Linked DNA regions of Mus musculus: regions 2 and 3 are each linked to region 1. The links are chromatin loops, found by intact Hi-C in ENCODE. Cell type or tissue: left cerebral cortex. All regions are shown on one strand.

Region 1 (5,000 bases):
AGGTTAACTTTAGGCCTCGGGCTAATGTCTTCCTTTGGAATAGGTTACAACTGGTAATATGTTTAGGGTCGGGGCCTAGAGTCAGCTTTAGAATAGGACTAGGGTTAGCATTTAATTTTGCTCTAGAGTGGTGTTAGGGTTGATACTAAGTTTAGCATTAGGCTAGAATTAATGTCTACAGTTAGTTCAGCCTACAGTTAGTGTTGCTGCTGGGACTAGGGTGAGAGGTGGGACAAGGGGTAGGGTTCTAAGGTTAGGGTTAGACTCAGACTATGTTTAGTTCTAGAGGGGAGGTTATGGTTGGATTAGGGTTAGGATTGGGTTTTAAAGTGGTGTTAGGGTTTTTGTTAGGGCTAAGTTTAGAGTCCGTGTTGGTCTCTAGTTAGAATTAGGCTATGGTTATGTTATTCAGGGAATAGAGTTATGAGTCTAGATATTGTTCTGCAGCAGTTCAAGACAGGGTTAGGCCTTGTTTTAGGAATAGGGCCAGGCTGTGGTTATGGGTAGGTTGCAGTTTAGTGTCAGAGTTGTTGGTATTATAATTAGAACAATGGTTAGCTTTTGCTAGGCTTAGGATTAGAGTTAGTGCTAGGGGTAGTGCTATGACTATGGTTAGGGTCAGAGCTAGGGTTAGTGCTAGGGTTAAGGTTACCATTAGGGCTTGTCTTAGTGTTAGTTATTGGGGTGGCTTTAAGGCTGGGATTCCCAGGGTTAAAGTTAAGTCTAGGGTTTGTATTATTTAAGTTTATTCTTTGAGTTCATGTTCAAGATGAGCCAGACCTTGGAAAGTTTGGTTTAATGTTTAAACCTTAAACCATCATTTCGTTGCAAGATTTAGATTTAGGATTGGTGTTAGCATTTTTCTCAAGCCTTGGAACAAGTTTAGAGTTAGATATTGTTTGGGTGAGACCTATGGATAGAGTTCTTTGGTTATGCTCATAAATAAAGCTAAGGATTTTAGTATTGATAAATGTAGTGATATGTTTAAATTTAGGGTCAGGTATCATTATAGATATTGCTAGTGTTACAGCTTTGGTTGCAATAGTTTTATGGGTATTTCTAGGGTTGTTTGTATCAGGTTTCTATGGTTTGCTATTTGGTCTTGTTCTGTGTTAATTTTATAGTTAGCACTTATATGAAGAGAAGAATATGTATTGTTTAAGAATGGTGTTAGGTTAGGGTTACTTTCAGGTTAGGGTTATATCTGGCATTTGTGCCAATGTTAAGGCTAAGTAGACTTAAAGATGGAGAAAGGATAGGCCTATAGTTATGGAATAGACTACATTTAAGATTAGGTCTAGGTTTAGCATTGGAATAGGACTAATCTAGGTTCAGGTTAGGGTTAGACCTAAGTTTAGGCTTAGGCTTGGGTTTAGACTATTGGTTATATTAGGTATAGGGTAGGTTTGGGTGTAGGATTAGCATTAGTGTTAGTTTTAGGATTAGCATTAGGGATAGGGATAGTCTAGATTCAGTTATAGCTACGATTAGAATTGGGTTAGACACAGGGTTAGAGTTATGGTTAAGGTTGAGGCTGCATATAAGTGATCTACTTGCTGATCACAGTGATCATTGTGCCTTTCCTCATGCCAGGCCTTTACTCTGACACTGTGAACTGTATCCCTCAGAAACCATAAGCTTGACGAAATGCTTTCTTTGATATAAAAATAGAATTTGTAATTAGACACAAAAATAAAGTGCCAAGCCCCATGTTACCTGTAACACTGTCAACTTGAAGCAGCCATGTAGAGACAGAATGGATAAGTGCACACTCGAGGCCAGAACCACCAGGGACACTGCGGGAAAGTACAGATTTCTGTGCGCAGGTGACAGCACATTTTGAGAAGACAGAATGGCATTTGCATGTGTTTGCATCAATGCACATGTGCACGCAAGCATGCATGTGTACACACACTGCAATAAAAAGTTAAAACATAAAAATACATGCTATCATACCATCTGCAGATAAAAATGATTTACCTCTTCTTTTTCTAACCCTGTGCCCTAACTAAAGCCTTCAGTATAACACTGATATGCTAGGGCCCCATTCCATCTTCTAATTCACAGTAGTGAGAGGGCTTGAAATATCACCTTCCTCCATTCTTAACACAGCGTATAAAGGCAGTTCCCACTCAACAGGTAGGGAAAGGAAGGGAGGTGTTTCTGCGACCTCTTCTGGCAAAAGGTCTTCATATATTTGGCCTTAGGAAGTGAAAATGTGCATACCAGGTATGGGGTGCCACCTTGTGGACATAAGAATTTAGTGCCTCTGAGCAGCATCTTCTGCTGCTTTGTCCACTCTTAAAGCTGATGAGATAAAGGTGGGTCGCCCTCACCACAGCACATTTTCTCTCTCACACAGAAACACAGCTGTCGTAGTGTTCTACTGCTGTGAGGAGCTGCCATGATCGTGGCAACTCTTATAAAGGAAAGCATTTCTTCTGGGGTTTTGTGGGCCTGAGTACCAGAGATTTCTGTGGAAATCTCTGGCCAGGCCTGGTGCGAGGAAGCGAATGCGGTCAGGGAGGGGTAATTGCTTCCCCGCTTCCGGGCCTCCGTCTCCGCCATGCAGTAATTCCATGCTACCCTGCACTGAGTCGGGTCAGGCTGGGCTGATGAGAAGCCGACTAGCCAGTGAGGAGTGCGGCAGGGCCTCAGGCGGCGCTTCAGGAGAGTAGATCTCAAGTGTTACAGCTCTTAGGACAAAAGTCTTGGACGACAGAGTAGTTCTCCCACCCCTAATCCTTCTGTATAGGATTCTTATATACAGTTTTGAGATGGGTAAGGGTCTGACAGCAGGTATTTCTCATTGGTTTGGTCTGAGAGCTTTGGGGAAACCTTATTTGCTTGTGGGAGGGCTTGGTGCTATTCCTGTGATGGCCACGTACCTCTCTCTGCGGGGGTGGGGGTGGGGTGGGGGGAGGCTGAAGCTACAAGACAGGAGTCAAGGACCCAGGAGGCGTGGCCGAACACATGCCATCCCATGCAGATAAAAGTCACCACCCATAGGGTCGCCGGGGTTCCAGACCTTTGCTCAACTTGAGACCAGGCTGTCTGTGCACAGCCCACCGCCCCACAGGGTTTGTTTACAGTTCAGAGGTTCAATCCATTATCATCATGGTGGGAAACATGGCAGCCTGCACATAGACATGGTGCTGGATTTGAAAAGTTCTACATCTAGATCTGCCAGCAACAGGAAGAGAGAGTTACTGGGCTGGCTTAAGCATTTGAAAACCTCAAAACCCACCCCCAGTGACATACTTCCCCCAGCAAGACCCACCTCACAATAGCGCCACCCCCTGGAGACCAAGCATTCACATCTATGTGTCTATGGGAGGCATTCAAACCACCACATTCCACTCCCTGGCCCCTACAGGCTTGTAGCCACATCATAGTGCAAATGTGCGTTCAGTCCAACAAGTCTCCATAGTCTAGGAAGGTCTCAACACTGTCTGCAAGTCCAAAGTCCAAAGCCTCGTCTGAGACTCACGGCAATCTCCTAACTTTAATCCCCTACAAAATCAAAATAGAAAAGCAGACCACATACTTCAAACATACAATGGTACAGAATATAAATTACCATTCTAAAAGGAAGAAACGGGAGCACAGTAAGGAAAGAATGGACCAGAAAGACCTAAAACCAGCAGGGCACACTCCAAACTCTGTGTCTTCGTGTCTGATGTCAAAGCACTCTTCAAATCTCCAAGTCCTTTCAGCTTTGTTGACTGCAGCACACCTCTCTCTTGGGCTTGTCCCACCCTGTTATTAGCGCTCCTTGGCAGGTACCCCACAACTCTGCCATCTCCAATGTCTTGGGGTCTCCAAGGCTCCCCCTTCACAGTTCCATGCAGGAACACCCTTGACACATGTCTGGCCTCAGCAGCTTTCCTTAACTTTTCTATCCTTGACTCCAAAGTCAGAGCCAAGTGGCTGAAGCTGCCCCTCATTCAATCAGCTTTCTGTTTTCAATGGTTTTTCTTCACTTCCTAAGCTTGTCTATTCTGGAACTCACTCTGTAGACCAGGCTGCCTCTGCCTCTCAAGTGCTGGGAATAAAACTGTGTGCCTCCACGCCCAGCCTCAAACTTCTTTAATCCCTTTTCACAAGAAGGGAGCTTAGCAGGCGGGGTCTTGCCCTTTGTCCACTTAGAACCAGGCTCTCACCTAAATGTTTCTGGGGCTCCTCTTCCCCTCAATCATATATTTTGTACTCTTCCTTGCTCAGCTTTCTCCTGTTCTTTATAGATCTGCATAAGACTGGCTACTGATAAGCACACAACAGTCGATACTAGCCTAGTTTGAAATCTTTGAGGCTAGCCTGGTCTACAGAGTGAGTTCCAAAACAGCCAGGACTACACAGAGAACTCTATCTTGAAAAACATAATAATAATTAAAATAATAATAAAGACAGCCACATACTTCAACAAAATGGTCTCTAGACAACATGCTATTATTCTATTTCCCCTCTGAAACATAATGAGCTGGGCCTCCACAATTCCAACACCCTCAGCACTGCTGCCTTCCATGCTCCTACTAGGATGGCTCATTAAGTCCGACTTCAATTGCTTTCCTAGGCCAAAATCCTAAAGTCTTAGGACAGCATTGTAGTTACATGTGTATTTGAGATTTCTTTCCTGTGGATTTGAGAGTCGGGTAATATATCAAATTCACAATTGAAAGTGATCTGGTGGCTTGGAAAAATGTCTCGGTGGTAAAGTGCTTGCTATACAAAGGTGAGGACCTGAGTTCAGACCTCAGCACCACATAAAAGGCTGCTTGTGTTTGTAACTCCAGAGCTAGGGAGGCTAAGTCAGTGAATTCCCAGAGCTGGCTGGCTGGTCAGCTTAATTAATGAGCTCCAAGTTCAATAAGAGACTTTGTTTCAAGAAATATGAGGTCAACACCCCATATGAACCTTTGGCTTCCTTCCACAAGCATATACATTCATGTACACTGGCATCCATGTGTACATGTCAGAAATTCACACACACGCACACAAAG
Region 2 (5,000 bases), 210 kb before region 1:
AAAGACAGTACAACAACACAATCAGAAAGAAAAAAAGATGAACTCAGACATATCTTCACTTATACACTAAAACCAAAAGGACAGTAGGGTGTCCCCTCAATCCCAGAGACAGGGTCTACAATATTGTTATATCTTGCTTTTTGTTTCTCCAAATGTCTAGACTTCAAAGTAGGACAGAACAACTCACTGATAGGTCCAAGCTTTAGAAGCACATTCTTACTTTCTTTCTTTTTTTTTTTTTTTTTTTCTCACTCCATAAGAAGCACACATGGAAACACAGTGTCCCTCAGTAGTATAAGCATAGTCCTTTGAGTCTATGTAAGGACAACATTCTTACTTTCAATTTACAAATTTGTGGCAGTTGCAATCTGGGATCCCTGGGACCTATCCAGTCCACTTTGGGTTTGTTCCCTGTGGGGCTTATTCCAGACCCCTAGCCCTGAGTCTAAGGTCTCCTAGGGATCTCGCTGGGGCCTCCAAACATCATGGCGTTTGTGATCCCTGGAAAAGACCCAGGAAAAGAGTTAATCCAACTATAACTTTAAAATTTATTGTCTAGCTGCTAGAAGGACAAACAATCTATGAGTCAAATTTGAGATTGTTGTGAAGGAGGGGCATGCAGAAGGACTTTTAAAGGGAAAAACCTTCAATATCTTTGTAAATAAGTAAATACTGTTTTGTTCTGCTAAATTAAGTGGTTAAGGCAATTCAAAACAATCTTTGTGTATCTGTGTAAGCAAGTTGCAGAAGTAAAAAAGCAGTTAGTCATATCATAACAAGTAGATAGTCATAGCTGTCCATTTCTGGGTGGTGGTCACTGAATCAGGGTTACTGGGAACTTATCTTTCAGGGAGTGGAGTCAGAGACAATGGCTGGCAAGTACCAAGATGAATGCTTAGCATATAATGGAGTTTCATTAGCCACACAGAGTCATTTTGATGGCCCAAGCTTTCCTCACTACAGTCAAAACCTCTGAAAATGAGAGCCAAATAAACCTTTCCCTTATAAACTGTTATGCCAGGCATTTTGTGATAACAACACAGTTTGACTAATATATCCACTAAGGCACTGAGGCCTTTCCATCCACCAAGCCAGTTTCTTAGTGAAAGTCCTTGGTCTCTGCTATCTCAAGCAAAACGTTCCAACTATTGGTCCTTTTGCATCCACTTATCATCATGCAGCTGGGGTGAAAGTCTAAGTACCAAGTCAAATCTTGACACTTTTCGGGGCTCAGTGATGCCTCTGGAATGAAAAAGTCTGGAGAGCCTTGCTAAGTAAAACAAATTATGAATTTTGTTTTATTGCAGAAAGTTATGGGAGGTTTCTGAAGAGACAAGTATTTGGTACAAAGGAGATTTGCTCCAGAGGGACAAAAGGCAGCAAATTAGAGACAAAGATAGAAGATAAAGGACAATGGAGAAGGGGACAGGAACAAGAGATGGGGGAAGGAGTATTAGCCTGAGAAGGACAAAGGACTGCCTCTGAATAAAGAGGAGACAGACATGACCCATAGGCAAATGGCAGTTTGTAAAGGTAAAAGGGGAAATCCCATGTTAAAATGAGGTGTTTAATTTTGACTGGGCATGTTAATTGGAACAGCCAAAATGGGGCTTTTGATCTGGACTTTAGTATTTTGATAGCTGGACCTTGGTAGTTAGCCTGAGGAGGAGGAAGTGGCCAAATAAGGGAATAGATCTTGGTAGTTAGCTTTAGGAATGTAATCTAAGGGTTTTTAATAAGGCAGAGGAAATGGGGAAGGGCAAGGCCTGCCAGAGCCATGTTTGCCATGCCTAGGCAGGCCACAGTCACTTCAGTTTGTTTTGTTAAGTCACTAACAAACAATTTATACTTCTAGATTCATAACTTTGTTGTTTCCAACAGTTATACATATTATAACACAGTCCTTAACCAGTTCCAACCAGGCCTGCCTCTCCCACATTAGAGGGGCTGTTTACAACCTAACAAGCAAACATCACTCTGCCCCTGCTTGCACGTGACCATCCTTCCCAAGGCTGTGAGCAGCAAGATCACCTGTTCATTAGCAGGGTGTTTTGGGAGCTGTGCTTAGGAAGGCATTGTTGGCCAAGGTTTCTCCAGCTTCTCTAGCTTCCCTTAGACTTGCTACTCATTTGCATTTAAAGGGAGTATAGTTCTCTCACTGGGTCCCTACAGTGGCGATTCTGAACATAGCTATAGCTCTTGTCACCCAAAGTGAAGTAACTTCAATTAAATTATTTATATGTATTTATCTATCATATATGAATTTTAAGCATGAATAATACATAAATATAAAATAATACGGTGTTCTAACCCCATGGCCAGGCATGGGAAATCTCCCTTTCAGTTGTTGATCAGGGGATTCCAAGAGACACCATCCCCAAACCATCTAGGGTATTGTCATAATCCTTGGTTATCACCTTGAAATTGAAGGTAAGATCTCATTGCTGAAGATACCACATACTTCAGACACAGAAGTATGACTTTCATAGTGTGAGAAGGTACTGTGCAAGCAGACGAGAGAGAGAGGAACAATCAATAATCCTACCCAGGTGGGGTGGGGGAGGTGAGGTGGAGTGGAGGGGTAGGGACATCTTCTCGGAGACAGGGGTGGGAGGAGGGTGGTGGGAGGGAGAGGAATGGGATGAGGAACTGTCAGAGGGTAGACCAGGAGGAGGATAATGACTGGACTGTAAAAAAAAAAACGATTAAAGATAATAAATTAAATAGAAAGAAGGAAAGGAAGGAAGGGAGGGAGGGAGGGAGGGAGGGAGGGAGGGAGAGAGAGAGAGAGAGAGAGAGAGAGAGAGAGAGAGAGAGAGAGAGAGAGAGAGAGAGAGAGAGAAAGAAGTGTCCTTCTGAGAACAGGCCAGTAGAGGGAGCTTGTAAGAAAATATTTCTGTCTAGGAGCTGGAAAATTCCCACCGAGGAGACTCCGTGATTTTAATTATTGTAATTAATGGTAAATTCAAGCAGACTTACACAGGACACAAACCAGAACAGCCACAAATTTGCGGAGGTGCCAAGTGCAGGAAGCCCAGTGGAGAGCCTTCCAAAGTGCTATTCAAGCTCCGGGTTCCAAGCCTCATTCCCATTACATAATTCAAAAATCTGTGGGATTTAGGATGTGCAGTGTTTAGGTTCGTCAGAGCTATCTAAGCTTTCTGAGAAATTATTCCCAAGTAGAAAGTCAGTGCTGGCTGGGAGCTGTGAAGAAGCTGTTGTTCTCTAGACTTTGCCTTTCTTGCAGCTTGAAGACAGGGAGCAAGAATGTCACACTGATGGATGAAACCATCCAAGGAAAATACAGAAACTGCAATTTGAGTGCTAAGTAATTTCCATGTCAAAACTTCTCTTTTGATACATATTTTTGGTTGTGAGCCTAGCCTTTAACGGCTGAGCCATCTCTCCAGCCCTTGATACATATTTTTAATAAAATCTATCTATCTATCTATCTATCTATCTATCTATCTATCTATCTATCTATCACTGTTGTTGCTATTGTTGTATACAGAGTTTCTCTGTGTAGCCTTGGCTGGCCTAGAACTTACTCTGTAGACCAGGCTGGCCTCAAACTCAGAGTACCTCTGCCCCCTTGGGTGCTGGGATTAAAGGTGTATACCACCAGTGCCCTGCTCTTTTGAGAATTTTAATCATTATACTACAAACACCAGGTGAACTTGGCTATGGCTTTGGTTTGTTAACCCCTGATCTAAACCAACACTTAGCCCAACCTTCGAACTTCATCTGCAGTGTCTGTGTTTCTCTTCAGGAATACTTGGATAAATATTTGCTTCCTGGGCCCATGTAGAGATAGTCACCTCAAAAACAAACAAAACCCCAAACAAGAAAATTAAAAACAAACAAACAAAAATTAATCAAACAAACTACACCCCCCCACACACACACCACCACTACCACCACCACATTTCTTTGAGCACTCCAGAAAGAGAGGCAGATGGATCTCTGTGAGTTGGAGGCCAGCCTGGTCTACATTGTAAGTTCCAGGACAGTTAGTACTGTGTAGAGAGACTATGTTGTGGTAAATCTCCTCCCAAATATGCCCCGGCAATGACAACACAACTCAGTTAATATGAATACAAGCCATGCGCCTAGATTGGGCAGATCTACCGCTACACTACCATCTTCTCCTGAAAGTATAACAACGTAAAAACAGAATTCTAGGCCTTTAGGCCCAGGCTTGGGAATGTGGCCTTTGTAAAGGTATGCTAATCATAAAAGAGATAGCGACATTCCTCTACCCACCTGCTTCCTGGGTTCAAAGAGTGCTCATTCAAAGAAAGTCACCCTGGCCATTACCAGAACCTGCAATGCAAATGTTCTATTGTTAGGGGCTCTTAGAAGCTGTCTTGAGAGTTAACAATTACCAGGTATTCCTTGTGACTCTTGTAACTTTACACTTCCTTGTGACTCTTAACTGGTATCTTTGGTATCTTCCAACAACGCCCTCCCCACTTCCTTGAGTTTCTGGTTTCTTCCTTTAAATACCCCCTTACCCAGCTACTCGGAGCGCCAAGGTCCTCTACCCTGTGTGGTGTATGACCATGGGCCCGAGAGCGCTCTTGAATAAAAATCCTCTTGCAATTTGCAGCAAGACCCGTTTCTTGTGGGTGATTTTGGGGTGTCGCCTCTCCTGAGTCAGAATGTGGGGGAGCCCTCACATTGTGGGTCTTTCATTCCATCTTATCAGAACTTGAACTTAGAACTTGCAGTTTCTCCAGGCCATGTGCTTCTGCTCTGCTTTTCTTAGTCTTCTTCCTCCTCTACACCCTCTCCCTCTTCCATTTTCCCCTTCTTCCCTCCCCTACCTTCTGTTCCACCTTCCCTTTTATCTGCCCAATCATCAGCTCTCCTTTATTTTACAAATTAAGGTGGGAAGCAGGTCTACAGGAAATCACCTGAGTGGTGACTCATTCCTTGTTCACAACCACTCACAGGAGAACGGAATTAACATCCAATATAATGAGCCCCAGGACTATCTA
Region 3 (5,000 bases), 230 kb before region 1:
GTTTGGGGTTTTTTTTGTTTTGTTTTGTTTTGTTTTGTTTTGAGACAGGGTTTCTCTGTGTAGCCCTGGCTGTCCTGGAACTCACTCTGTAGACCAGGCTGGCCTCGAACTCAGAAATCCGCCTGCCTCTGCCTCCTGAGTGCTGGGATTAAAGGCGTGCGCCACCACGCCGGGCTTCCTTGCTTTTTATGGTATGTTTTGGAGAGGAAGCCAGGCCTCAGGTACTCTACCCCTCGGAGCTACAGCCCAATTATTTTTACCCTCACTTTATTTGCATATTTAACTAATATTACTAATTTGTATAGCTGAAAATTCCTATATTCACTTTTTTTTTTTTTTTAGTTTTGTTTTCTTTGTTTTTGAGACGGTTTCACTATGTATCTCTAGCTGGCCCATAGCTCTATACGTAGATCAGGCTGGCCTTGAACTTACAGAGAGTTGCCCACCTCTATCTCCCAAGTGTTTGGACTTAAAAGCATGCACCACCATACCTAGCTATGTTTACATTTTATCTACATGAATACTTAATATGTTTGTTTAATTTTCTCTCTTTTATTTACACCTACTGTACCTATATACCAAATAATAGTCTCAACATTCTGATTTTTATGCAGCTAATACTTTGCACAGAATCTGAAGATACATGCACAGCTGACATAAGATTCAGCTGTGTAACAACAGCTCTCAATCCTTTTGGCAACCCTCTAGCTCCAAAAAATATTTACATTATAGTTTGTAACAGTAGCAAAATTATAGTTATGGAGTAGCAGAGAAAATAACTTTATGGTACGAGATCATCACATTATGCAGAGCTGTATTAAAGAGTTGCATCATTGGGAAGGTTTAGAACCACTGGAGCTGGGCATGGTGGCCCATGCCTTTAATCCTGGCACTCAGGAGGCAGAGATAGGCAGATTTCTGAGTTCCAGGCCAGCCTGGTCTACAAAGTGAATTCCAGGACAGCCAGGGCTATACAGAGAAACCCTGTCTCGAAAAAACGAAACAAAAACAACGACAAAAACAAACAAACAAAAAAAAAATCCCAACCTCAAACAAAGAACAAAACAGCAAAAATAATTTTAGCCGGGCATGGTGGCGCACACCTTTAATCCCAGCACTTGGGAGGCAGAGCCAGGCGGATTTCTGAGTTGGAGGCCAGCCTGATCTACAAAGTGAGTTCCAGGACAGCCAGGGCTACACAGAGAAACCCTGTCTCGAAAAAACAAACAAAAGAAAAAACAAAAACAAAAAACAAAAAAAGGAAAGAGAGAGAGAGAGAGAGAGAGAGAGAGAGAGAGAGAGAGAGAGAGAGCCACTGGACAATGGTGTGAACCTTGTCCTTTGCAGGTGTCAGAAATCCATGGCACCTGGAACAGATGCCTCAGAACTGCCAGAAACCCATCAGACCACACATTTTCAAGCTGGATATAGTGATGTACCTCTGTAATCCCAGCACGCAGGAGGCTGAGGCAGGAGGATTGTAAGTTTAAGGTCAGCTTTGAGCAGCAAAACCCTGCCTGAAAAAATGAAGTGAAGAAGTACCCACTCCCCAGCCTCCACCACGCCTCAGACTTGTTAAATGAAACCTGGGCCACAGGCCTGAGAATGGCTACCACAAGCTGAGTGAGCTTCCCATTGAAATGACTAAGGTAACACTACCTGATTCCGTTGTGTGTGTGCTTAGACGGTTCTCAGCCCTTCCCACAAAGGCCACGTATCCCTTGGCAACACGTTTGAGATCTCCATGGCCTTGACTACGGTCCAGATGTGCTGAACAGAGTAATTGGCGAGTTATGTCTAAAATACCTATTAAGCTCTGCCAGGAGTGAATGTTTCAAGTTTACTCTGACGCTCATATAAATGTATCTGTGTGGTTTTGCCTTAAAAGCTCTGTATCCCTGAGCTCAGGCACCAAGAGACATTTTGAAGGGCTCAAGCCCCTCTTTGGTCTGGTTATTAATAAAAGGACTTAAAATTATTGTCTAAATCAGTATGGTTGTCAGTAAGTATCTCATGTGGATCATAAAATTGGAAGCCACACGAGATTTCCCACCCTCTGCTCCATGAGACTCAACCTCGCTCCTGGCCTTCCTCGTGCAGGAGGGGCTGCAGGGGAGGCTCCTTCGCTGAGCATTCCAGGACCCCACACCTCTCATTGAGTCCGGAGAGGTCCGGAGTTACTGCTGTGTTCCCAGCAAGGAATCCTTCTGTCACTGGTAGGAGGTGACTCTGTAGACTGAATTATGGGTGGTGAGCATGTGCCCCCATGGAAGCCTTCTGGATAAGAGAGATAGGCCCCGAAAAGGGGGTCTCTTCTGGGTAAGATGGATGGATATTTAAGGCCCTCATCCTGTTTTAGGAAGACAATATTCGACAGGAAACTCTTTCCTAGTCCCCCTTCTACACTAAATTGGAACGTAAAGAGTGGGGACTCTGAATCCTGGTTCAGTCTCTCATGTGAGGTCTGGTTTCAGTTTTGCTTGAATGAGTGACTGGCCAACTGTGTGGATTATTGAATGCATGAAAGGCAAGTCTGACCCAGAGAACTGACTGAACGTGTGACAGGCACGTTTGGGGTTTGTTTAATTGATTTCTTGATTTTGCTGTTGGTGTTTTTGTTTTGTCGGATCTGATCTGACCAACTGGTTAAAATTCTGCTGTTTTCCCGTATTCTGCCAACAGGTGGCACCCTCTGCCGATGTTAGCTCCTTGTTTTTTGATTTGTACCCCAGTGCTTCTCTTACCCGGGCCCTACAGTTGGGGGGTCTGTCCCCAGCCCTGGCCTTCTTCATGTGACAATGTCCCCCGGGACCTGGGTAGGCTGGATTCTCTGTGGGCTCTAGCGAGGGTGCGGGACGGAGCCCTTCACTCCTCTTGGCTCTAAGTGGAGCCTGGGCCTGGACAGTGGCCTTCGTGCACCGGTGCAGGGAGGGCTGCTCTCTTCACCTACTGCCCTGCCAGCTTCTAAGGCACCTTTGGCTTCCCAGCTTGAGGGCCCACCATACCCCATTCTGGATTCAAGTCCCAGCATCTGTTTTTCTGTCACATAAGACGCTTTTCCTTCCAGAGGCGGGTGGGGGTGGGGGTGGGGGGGAGTGGTTTAAAGAAGGGCATCACCCTTTCCTTGATCTCTATACTCCTTTCTCTACTTCAGATCTGCATAACTGGAAGACACAGAGTCCCTTTTTCTGATAAGCCCAAGCCCCCCACTCTCTTCTGGAATCTGTCCCATGCACCCGTTTCCCTACCTGGAATGTTTGTCAGTAATTCCTTCTGACCAGTTACTCCCAAAGGAAAAGGGATTCATGGGCATAGATCTGAATTGAGATAAAGGTTTTTTTTTGGGGGGGGGGGCTCAGCTGCTGGTATGAATGCTTTTAAAAAGCTACTCGATTTGAGGCAGTCTCTCCATCCAAATGGGACCCCAATACATATGCAGGTTCCCAGGCTGTGGACACTTGTCACCAGAATCTTATGACTGGAATTCAGGGTGCAGCTTGCCACCACTAATTTGTCTTAAACTACTGAGGCTCCTCCAGCCCCAGAAGAGTCTCCTGGGGCATTTCTTGAAGATTGGAAGAAACCTTCAGATCTTACATCTCTTTATTCATTAGCGTAAAAAAAAAAGTTAGAGTGTAAAATTTGGCTTTTGTCACTCAGTCAGCTCTGGACACCCATAAGAAAATCTCCAAAAACTAGAGGGCTTTTCAGGGATGAATACATCTCAGTCCATCAAGGTAAAAGTTAATAACTGAGACTCTACAGCAGAGGACAGGCAAAATGCCGTGGCTGCTGCTGAGCTCTACGAAGGCAAGCAAGGTTTATGCTGACTGCATTCCAGTCAGCTCACTCTGAGGCCCTACGGCTCATACTGCACTGTTCTGTATCCAAGGGAATGACCCTCAAACAAACAAACAAACCAAATTTACCAATGTAATGATGGCAATACAGGGAGTCACAGGCAGGTGGTGACTCACTCCTTTGTGGTGGTCTCGGACTGCTCTTTCTCCTTTTGGGCAGAGGTATTCTTTGAAAATTAGGTACCATTGTGATAGCTAATGAAACTCCATGTTCATGCTAGGCATCCATCTTGGTACCTAATAGCTGTTTTTCCCCCACTCAAGCTCCTAGAAAATAAATTCTTGGGAACCCTGACTCCTTAACCCTCTGCCCAGAAATGTACAACTATGGCCATCTGCTTGTTATGATATGAATAATTGCTGATTTTGGTTTCTATAACCTGCCCATTCAGACATTCAAGGACTATTTTGAAGTCACCTTGACCATCTAATCTTAGCAGAGAGGAAAAGCTCTTCTGGGTTTCATCTTTAAAAGACCTTCTTTCACCTGCCTCTGGATAGCATATCTCTGATTTGGGCCAAAGACTGTGGGTGACCCTGCTGGTGGCTTTAATAAATTTGATTAATTAAAATCTGAAATGAGTCTAGGGATCTTTTCTGGGTGTTCTTGAATTCCATAACACCATCATCTCCTTTACTCTTCAAGAAACTCAGATTTTCTTTACCCCTGCCTACCAACTCAGCTGAACTGCTCTCTGTATAAAGAATATCTTCTAGTTCTCCCAGATGCCACAGCAGAAACAAATCCAGACCCAAGGACCCTGCTCCAGGATTTGCAACAACAATTCCCTAAGAAACAGGCTGAGAGAAGTCCTCCTGGCATGGCACCACCACCCACCAGTTCTGGTAAGTCTCTTCACTATAGCCACATCAGTGAGGTCTGGTGATATCCTTGGAAGCCAAAAGCTAGACCAGAAATTGCTCCACCTATCAAGGGGCTGTTTGAAAGTAATTACCTTACCCCCATGGCAGTTGGCTTGGAATTTACCTTTCCTGCCTGTGCATAAACCAGAGACCTCAGGTTATCAGTCAGTTCAATATCTCCAAGAAGCAAATAAATGGACAGAAATCATTCCTCTCACAGTTCCAAATCTCACCAGACTACCAGGTCTATACAGAAGTAAGCCTTAAGAATGCTTA

Evidence for each region. A loop is a pair of places that touch in the nucleus more often than their neighbours do. Peaks named below come from ENCODE experiments on the same cell type or tissue, not always from the same donor. Only the 100,000 strongest peaks of a DNase experiment are listed, where the experiment ranks them.
Region 2: it touches region 1 in a loop (5-fold over the local background); 19 of 42 quality-filtered maps call a loop at or near these places.
Region 3: a loop joins it to region 1, with 9 times the contacts of the local background. A loop is called at or near these places in 40 of 42 quality-filtered maps.

Annotation. Positions count from the first base shown.
Region 1 is chr14:20,065,288-20,070,287 of GRCm38, forward strand. No RefSeq gene overlaps it. Among named protein-coding and RNA genes, the nearest start is that of Saysd1, 15 kb to the right of the region's middle. In left cerebral cortex, a CTCF peak has its summit at 2,240 (motif pointing left); a DNase peak (open chromatin) is centred at 2,225.
Region 2 is chr14:19,856,450-19,861,449 of GRCm38, forward strand. No RefSeq gene overlaps it. Among named protein-coding and RNA genes, the nearest start is that of D14Ertd670e, 20 kb to the left of the region's middle. In left cerebral cortex, a CTCF peak has its summit at 2,908 (motif pointing right); DNase peaks (open chromatin) are centred at 2,961 and 3,021; H3K4me3 peaks cover 401 bases; H3K27ac peaks cover 547 bases.
Region 3 is chr14:19,837,339-19,842,338 of GRCm38, forward strand. It overlaps D14Ertd670e (DNA segment, Chr 14, ERATO Doi 670, expressed), which reads left to right and starts at 1,587. Exons shown (of 3, transcript NR_105025.1): 1 at 1,587-1,649; 2 at 4,578-4,706. In left cerebral cortex, a CTCF peak has its summit at 2,683 (motif pointing right); a DNase peak (open chromatin) is centred at 2,682; H3K4me3 peaks cover 707 bases.